Linked DNA regions of Mus musculus: region 1 is linked to region 2. A link is a contact called in ENCODE Hi-C data. All regions are on one chromosome and are shown on one strand. Each heading gives the region's core, a stretch centred on a gene start or an enhancer-like site at or near the end of the contact. The rest is flanking DNA. Distances are from core to core; before and after follow the strand shown. Region 1 holds the start of Pou6f1 (POU domain, class 6, transcription factor 1). Region 2 overlaps Ropn1l (ropporin 1-like).

Evidence for each region. Hi-C counts contacts between places; a loop is a spot of excess contacts on that map.
Region 1: a map of T-helper 17 cell shows a loop between it and region 2 (306-fold over the local background). The contact joins the promoter of Pou6f1 here to the enhancer-like site in region 2. A Hi-C loop is called at or near these places in 5 of 37 maps with a recorded cell type or tissue (T-helper 1 cell, T-helper 17 cell, T-helper 2 cell and 1 more).

Annotation. Positions count from the first base shown.
Region 1 is chr15:100,598,535-100,602,292 of GRCm38, reverse strand. Pou6f1 (POU domain, class 6, transcription factor 1) reads left to right here and starts at 2,309. Exons shown (of 11, transcript NM_001304965.1): 1 at 2,309-2,530.
Region 2 is chr15:31,445,379-31,449,448 of GRCm38, reverse strand. It overlaps Ropn1l (ropporin 1-like), which reads left to right. Exons shown (of 5, transcript NM_145852.2): 3 at 324-485. It also overlaps the pseudogene Gm6361. Among named protein-coding and RNA genes, the nearest start is that of Gm49208, 6.3 kb to the left of the region's middle. Within about 2 kb of position 2,067, at least 1 of the 3 ENCODE cell types and tissues checked has a DNase peak (open chromatin) inside an H3K27ac peak, as active enhancers do.

The DNA of each region.
Region 1 (3,758 bases), core at 1,060-3,559, about 69 Mb before region 2:
CCAATGACACACATGTAGCCATATGAAATTTTATTGTTAGTAAAGTTTTTATCTATTATAATAGTTTTGTAAATGATTTTGAAAGTAAAGTGTTGGTTTCCCTGGGGATAAGGTCATGTTAGTGACCCCATCTATAGGGATGGTTTCTTACCCATTATTCTCACTTAAAATCTTGGCCTAAGAGGGGCGTGGCAGTGCACGCCTTTAATCCCAGCACTTGGGAGGCAGAGGCAGTCAGATTTCTGAGTTCCAGATCAACCTGGTCTACAGAGTGAGTTCCAGGACAGCCAGGGCCAAAAACCAAACCAAAAGCCAAAAAAAAAAAAAAAAAAGAACTTGGCCTAGGTTACCAGGAACGTGTAAATAAGAAAAGGAATAAGAGAAAACAAAACAGACAGATTGCCATGAGAACTACAGCTCCAGGGAAGAGTTCCACAACCGATTCCAGGAGGCCTCCCCTCCCCCTCTTGAGGTCAATCGCCTCAATGTGTGGAACTTATCACACAGATCCTACTGGAGATGGTGTAGCAGAGGCTGGCTATGAGCACATGGAGAGGGGAGGAAGGGAATGGGGAGAGAGTGGGAGCAAGAGGGCAAGAGAGGAGCAAGAGAGCAGGAGGGGGCAAGCAGCCCCTTTTATAGTGGGTCAGGCCTACCTGGCAGTTGCCAGATAACTGTGGAGTGGAGCTTAGACAGTACACTAACAGTATGTGTTGTGTGTGTGCCTATATGTGTGAATGTGTGTGTGTTCGAGGATGAGCGGGTGTGCATGTGTTTGCGTGTGTGTACGCTCGTGGGGAATGTGTGGGGTGTGTCTCTGAGCATATGTGGGGCTGTGTAGGGTGTCTGGGGGAATGTATCTCTGTGTGGTGTGTGTGTGTGTGTGTGTGTGTGTGTGTGTGTGTGAGAGAGAGAGAGAGAGAGAGAGAGAGAGAGAGAGAGAGAGACTTTGTTGTTCAGGCTGCATCCTAATTCACAGGTTCATTCGGTTTGCTGCCTCTCCAGCAGCCGGTCCTACAGGTGGGACGGTGCCCGGCTCAGGCTACCTCTGTTTGTAAAACTAAACTGTATCGTTTGCCTAGACCGCAAATGGATGGACGCGCTGGGATAAAACCCCAAGCTTTCTGGTTCTTGACCCTTTAGTTAGTCTCACCCGCAGTGCCTCCTCCATGGCCCCAGGAAAACAGCGGACAGCCCAGCTCTGCGGCACCAGTAGCCAGCATGATGCAGGCAGCCTGGAGTGTACCTGTTGGTCAAACCCAGCCGATGCTGCTCCCCTCTCCTCCTGAGTGTGTGCTTCCACTGGAGACGTTTAAGGGACTGTCTGGCAAGGGCTCTACAGTTCATCATTTCTCCTATTGCTGCTTCTGCACGGCCTACCGAGATCATCCTAGACCACGGAAGCACGGGTGTGGGGTGAGGGCGAAGAGGGAAACACTGTTGGGAATCCACTTGGCTGCGTTGATAACGCTCTTCTCTGGTGACTCCCTTCATTCTTTCTCGCTCTCCTGGTCTTCCTTCTTTTGTCCATTATGTCCCAAACCTTCGTTCCCCTGGCCCCTAATCGGCCTCTGAGTCTCCCTCTACCTTCAAAAGTCAGTAGATATAACAAACCCTCCCCACCATCACGGTCCCCAAAACAGTGGCTTGTTTTTCTCCATCGCGTCAAACTTTGCCTTTCTTTTCACACCTTCGTGTGCTGCTTGACTAGCCCGCAGGCTGCAGGTGGGACCCCGCCCCTCCTGAAGGTGGGAAAGCGAGCTAGCTCAGCAGAGCGTCCGGGACCCTGGTCCCTCTGGGATGTGCACAGCTGCTCCGGAGACCCTGAGCCTTAGTGACGTCCGAGTTCCCTCTCCTTTACGGCCTAGAGGACAGACGTGAACTTGAGGTTGGCCGTTGAGAAGGGCAGTTGACCACCAGAGAGTCACGGTTGTCACTGCTCAATCCTCGGCTGAAGGGAAGGCGACACGGGGTCCCCTATCGAGACTCCAGTCCTGCTCTCCAAGGGGGCTGAGTCAAGCGGCCCCACAGGCCCTGGGTCCCAGTCCCCGCGAGGCCTGGGGTTCCTACCCACCCCCACGCGCAGCTCGCAGCTTCCCAGACCCCCCCTCCTTTTCCTGACCGCCGCCCCCGGCGGCTGGCGCGGGAGGTGCAGCATGCGGCAAAGCGCTTTGCATAAATTATGCTCATGACGCAGCAGCTAAAAAAATCCAAGTAGCAGAAGGAGGGAAAGGGGGGGAGGGAGGAGGGGGCGAGGAGGGGACTGCACCTGGCCGCCCCCGCCCCCGGCGTCCCGGCCCGTGCGTGGCCCGCAACCCACCGCCGCTCCGCTCTGCCAGCCCCGGCGGGGGGCTCAGGGGGCGGCGGGTCCCGAGTGGCTCCGGGCCGAGCGAGCCGGGCCGAGCCGCTCCGGCTTCTTTGTCTGCGGGCGGCCGCCCCGGCCGCGGCCCCCTGGCCCGGGCTGGGGGATGAGTGTCTAGCCGGTGGCCGCTGGGCAGCCGGGGAGCGGGAGGCTGGGCTTCGGGCTCCGGTGAGTAGCGGGGTCCGGGGCGGGGAGGGCTTTGCACGGAGGGGGAGGGGGCCGGGCAGGGGAGGTTTCGAATTTGGTTAATATGCAATGCCCGTAATTAGCATAATTTATATATTTATGATAAAGAGAGAAAAAGGCGCGGGGCCGGGGCGGCGGGCTGCGGCCCCGGAGGCTGGAGCTCTGGGAGTCGAGGGCCGCGCTCTGCCCACCTGGGGCCGCAGACCCCGGGCCGCACCCTGGTCTCCGGTCCCCGCGGACACTCGAGGAGGGGCGGCCGCTTGGGTGGACGCCCTGCCCTGGTGGGGGGCGGGGTGTCGGGGAGAGGCACGTAGAGTCCTGGATCCCGGGACGCTTGGGTTCCCTGGCGACCTGTCACCGCTACTCCGGAGAAAGGGCTGGTGGGACTCTGGGGGGCAGAGACCTCGCTGTCACTGGAAGGATGGGGGAATGGTGGGAGGGTCACCGTCGATCAGAGCGTGAGCACTTCATAAATATTTAATGACAGTATTAGTATTAATAATGTCATAAAACGGGCCCACTATCTCCTCCCGGGACATTTGCACCTGGCAAGGCTGAGGGATCTCCAGAGTGGCTTCTAAGCCACTTCAGCGCTAAGATCGCCTCCTCGGGCTTGGGTGGGAAGCCTGAAACCTTTACAGAGTAGTCGCTGCAGCTGGGCAGGAGAAAATGAAAGCCTGCTCAAAAGCTTCCCTAGGCCAAAGACAGGAAGCTCCTAGCAGACACAGAGACTGTAGCCTGTTGGCTCCCTGGCATTCCTTGCTCACAAAATAGAAGGCGGGGCCCCCAGTTCCATGCATATATACCCGTCGCTTTGGTAATCTACGACAGTCAACACTGCAAACCGGCATGCTGGGCGTGTATTCCGTTTTGATTGAAGTTTGTGAGCAGGATATTTCTGTGACTCGGGGGCCTCTTTACATATGTAAAGCAGAATCACATTCATTCCTTCTATGGTACTTCAATAAAAAAAAATCAGTGTGCGAGAGCCGCACTCAGACAAAGCCCCACCTGTCCTGGAAGGAGCAAGACAAACAAACTCGGAAAAAAACAAAAAAAAAAAAATCAGATCAGGTAAAGCCAGAGAGAGAGAAACAGAGAAGACACGCTGGTTTCTGTTTCTTCCTAGAGGCACTAACTATTTGGCAACTAAGAAAAGTAAAACTGTTGATGCACAGCTGTAACCCCAGCAGCCAGGTGTGAAACTGCA
Region 2 (4,070 bases), core at 818-3,317:
TGACACCTAGAGCACAATGGGCCAGCAAACCCCAAGAACTGGACCCCAGATTCTAAAGTCTATGCCACCACACCCAGCTTTTAGGTGGGTGTTTGAGTGGCAAGCTCTTTCCCCACTGAACCACCCTGTAGCCTCTTCTCTTTTGAAATGATGCTAAGATCCACCTAGCTGCCCTTCCTGCCATGCCCTTCCCCTGCCTGGGTCCCTGCCCAACTCTCCTTCTATGATGGTCACTTGTTGTGAGTTATGTCTTCAGAAGCATCTTTCTGGTTTCCTGGGATGTCGACATACACTGAGTGTGTCATATTGTGTTTTCTAAACAGTGTAGCCACAAGCAATATGTGGAGTTAGCAGATCTTGAGAAGAAGTGGAAAAATTTGTGCCTGCCAGTAGAAAAGCTCAGAACGATCCTGGAGCTGGATCCATGTGAGGACAAAATAGAGTGGATCAAGTTTTTAGCGCTCGGATGCAGCTCCCTGGGCAGGGTACGTACCTACAGATGGCCTCTTAGTATTGTTATGTCATGATCTGTGTGGTTACATGTCAGAAAACGTGCTGATTATAGTATTAACTAATGTTGTTTCCCCGGACTTCAGTTATGTGATTCAAAACCACAATTCCAACGATGTTAAGAGTAGAGAAAACGTGGATGCACTTGGAATGTATTTCGGTTTTCAAATGGGGTCTACCAATGAGTTCTTTTATCGGACAATGTAATTTTGAAAGCTGGTAACAGTTTTCTTTGTCTGTGGTAAGAAACATAAAATTCCATGACATTTTGACTTATAATCCAGTATTAATAACTAGTAGATGTAGTGTAATGCTACTGTCACTACAATATAACTCCAACAATTGAGGAATAAGAGAGCATGATGGTGATTGCATGGTTCTTCAAAAGGAGAAGCAGGCTTTTTCCCCCCTGTCTGGATACATATTTTATATTGCTTCTTCAATCTTTACAGTTCTGAGTACAAAACTGTACATAACTCATAATCCTTCATGGTTCATTCTTTTTTGTTTTGTTTTGTTTTTTGAGACAGGGTTTCTCTGTATAGCCCTGGCTGTCCTGGAACTCACTTTGTAGACCAGGCTGGCCTCGGACTCAGAAATCCACCTGCCTCTGCCTCCCGAGTGCTGGGATTAAAGGCGTGCGCCACCACGCCCGGCTCATGGTTCATTCTTTAACAGTAGGGTGCTGGATCTCCTGTTAGTCTCTAGATGGAGAACTGTCTCTAACTCAGGCCCTCTGGGAGGGCAGTGAATGCTCTCAACCACTGAGCGAGCTCCTGTCCCTTCTTCCTATAATGTCTATCCATGTGTGAGTTCCTTTTTTCTTTGTGAAGAGTGACTGCGTCCAACGGCACTGAGATGTTGACAGTAAACCCCCAGCTGCAGTGCCCTCTTCCGTGCCATCCTGCCAGCCATCTCTCTGCTTCCTCTGGTTCTTTGCCTTAAACTCATGCTTTCCCAGAAGCCCTGAGAAGCACACCCCCAGAGCTGGTCCTGTATGATGGGGCAGCTAAACAGCTGTATCCTAGAACTTCATCCCGAGTGGTGTTGCGGTGCCTTTGCTGTAGCTCATGCATGGCCTTGGTTGGCCTTGGTTGGCCTTGGTTGGCCTTGGTTGGCCTTGGTTGGCCAGGTGACTGAATCTTCTGTAGCTTGGGCTCAGGCAGAGAAAACCCTGTCCCTTCAGAGAAGGCAAGTGTCAGGCTGGTGGCCTCACAGGGGCTGTGCTGCCCAGGGACCTATTCCTTGGAAAGACCAGCAAGGCAAACGTGATCTTTAGAGAAACTCTGTCAGGTTGCTCCTCAGGAACTCTGAAGTTAGCATTACATTAGCATAGAATTAATATCTAACATTCGGGGTTAGTGCTGACAGTTTATGCCTCTAAAAATAAGTGTGGCAATTTGCTCTTAACAAGAAAGAACAGGATAATTCATGATTTTGGGTTCATCTAAGTCATAAAAACAAGTCCAAGCTATGTACAGCAAGCAACACTAGGTGGTGCCATTTTGTAAAGGAAGGCCCTTCGTCTGCCATGGTTACGTCAAAACTGAGGTCCTGTTTTATTCCATGCTACTTTGTTGTTAGCAAACAAATGTGCACCAAAGAGCACACTGGTCACACTGGTCCTGTCCCCTAGCCTAAGTCTTCTTTGGCACTGACCGTGTAGCTTGAGTCTCTTAGGTGCCCAGTACCACATAGGCTCTGTTTCATGTTTCAGCATGGGCTGTGTGGGCAGGGAGGTACCCGAGCCCAGCAGAGCCGCTAGCTAGTACACTGACAGCACGGCTGCCTGTGCAGATCCACTTGTGGAGCCTGCGTTGCAGGGGGATCGGTGGCCTGGACATGCACAAGCACACAGGAGGGATGGCAAGGGAGTTCTGGATTTCTGCATTCTAAAAACTGCATCCAAAAGGAGAAATGAAGAAGTGAGCTGGTAGGTGTGTTGGATGCCCTTATTGCTATCCCATCGCCTGTCAGGAAACAAGAAAAGGGTACAAAGACAGATACTGGCTCACGGCTTGAGATGCTGCACCATCGTGGCAGGCAAGGCATGGTGGCTTCCGTGGCATTTCTAGCGCAAAGTAAGTCCTCTCAGAAACCCACTTCCGGTAGCAGGAGAAGATGGCGGTCTCCACAGGAGTTAAAGTTCCTCGTAATTTTCGCTTGTTGGAAGAACTTGAAGAAGGACAAAAAGGAGTAGGTGATGGTACTGTTAGCTGGGGCCTTGAAGATGATGAAGACATGACACTTACAAGGTGGACAGGCATGATTATTGGGCCACCAAGGACAAACTATGAAAACAGAATATATAGCCTGAAAGTAGAATGTGGATCTAAATACCCAGAAGCTCCTCCATCAGTTAGATTTGTAACAAAAATTAATATGAATGGGATCAATAATTCCAGTGGAATGGTGGATGCACGGAGCATACCAGTATTAGCAAAATGGCAAAATTCCTATAGCATTAAAGTCATACTTCAAGAGCTAAGACGTCTTATGATGTCCAAAGAAAATATGAAGCTTCCACAGCCTCCAGAAGGACAGACGTACAACAACTAACTTTAGTGGATCTCAAACTTGTCTTAAATCAGCAACCTTCTCCTCATGTTAATGTCTTGATTAAATATCACCATGCACAACACCCACACAATAAGTAAAAGAATTGCAGCTTGTAAACATGACCTGGACAGTTGTAAGAATATATTTAATATATGTACACCTATTATGTTTTCAGGTAACAAGAGACGTGCAGCACAATTTTTCTTTCTATTAAAGCACTGTCATTTAAACATGAACCTGAAGTACTCAAAATGGAGTTCAGGCTTTCAAGACAAAAGCATGACAAAAGAGTGTCATGTGGCCATGGAAACATTTGTTTTTCTGGAAAGTAAAGTCTCAAGAAGGAAGAACAGAAATGGCATGCTTTATCATATTTAGAGCTGCAGTTGGAATTGTTTAAAGTAGCAGATACAATGACTAGTCAACAATTGTGTTAATTCTTGAAGCGGTGTGGGTGCTGACTACTATTAGTACAAACATAGGTTCAGGATTGTTTTGATACCTGTATTTATAATAAAAGGTGTTGGGGTTTTGAATTTCTGTTAAAAGCTGTTCCCGTTTGTTACATGTAACAGACATAATAATTTGTTTACAGTCTTTGTTTAGTAAAACATGCTTAGATGTTTTAAGTGAAGTCAACAAAAAGGAAATAGGTGTATGGATATGTGATTTTGAGATGAAAGTTAGTCTTAAAATGTAAATAAAATATGGAATGTGTCTTAAAAAAAAAAAAAAAAAAAAAAGAAACCCACTTCCTCTAGCTCAGTCCCCTCCTAACGGTCCCAGAAGCTCCCAAAATGGCACCAACAGCTGAGGATCAAGTGCCATGCAAGAACGGGGTGGTGGCTTATTGCCTGTTCTTGATGTGTCCCCTGGACGCTGCAGAACTGGCACCTAGACCATTCTAAGCTCTGCATTTGTTGGTTTCTGCCCACCCTATGCTCGTGTGCCTTCAAACTTCTCTCAGGAGCCATTATAATCAAACTAATTGAGGTTCACTG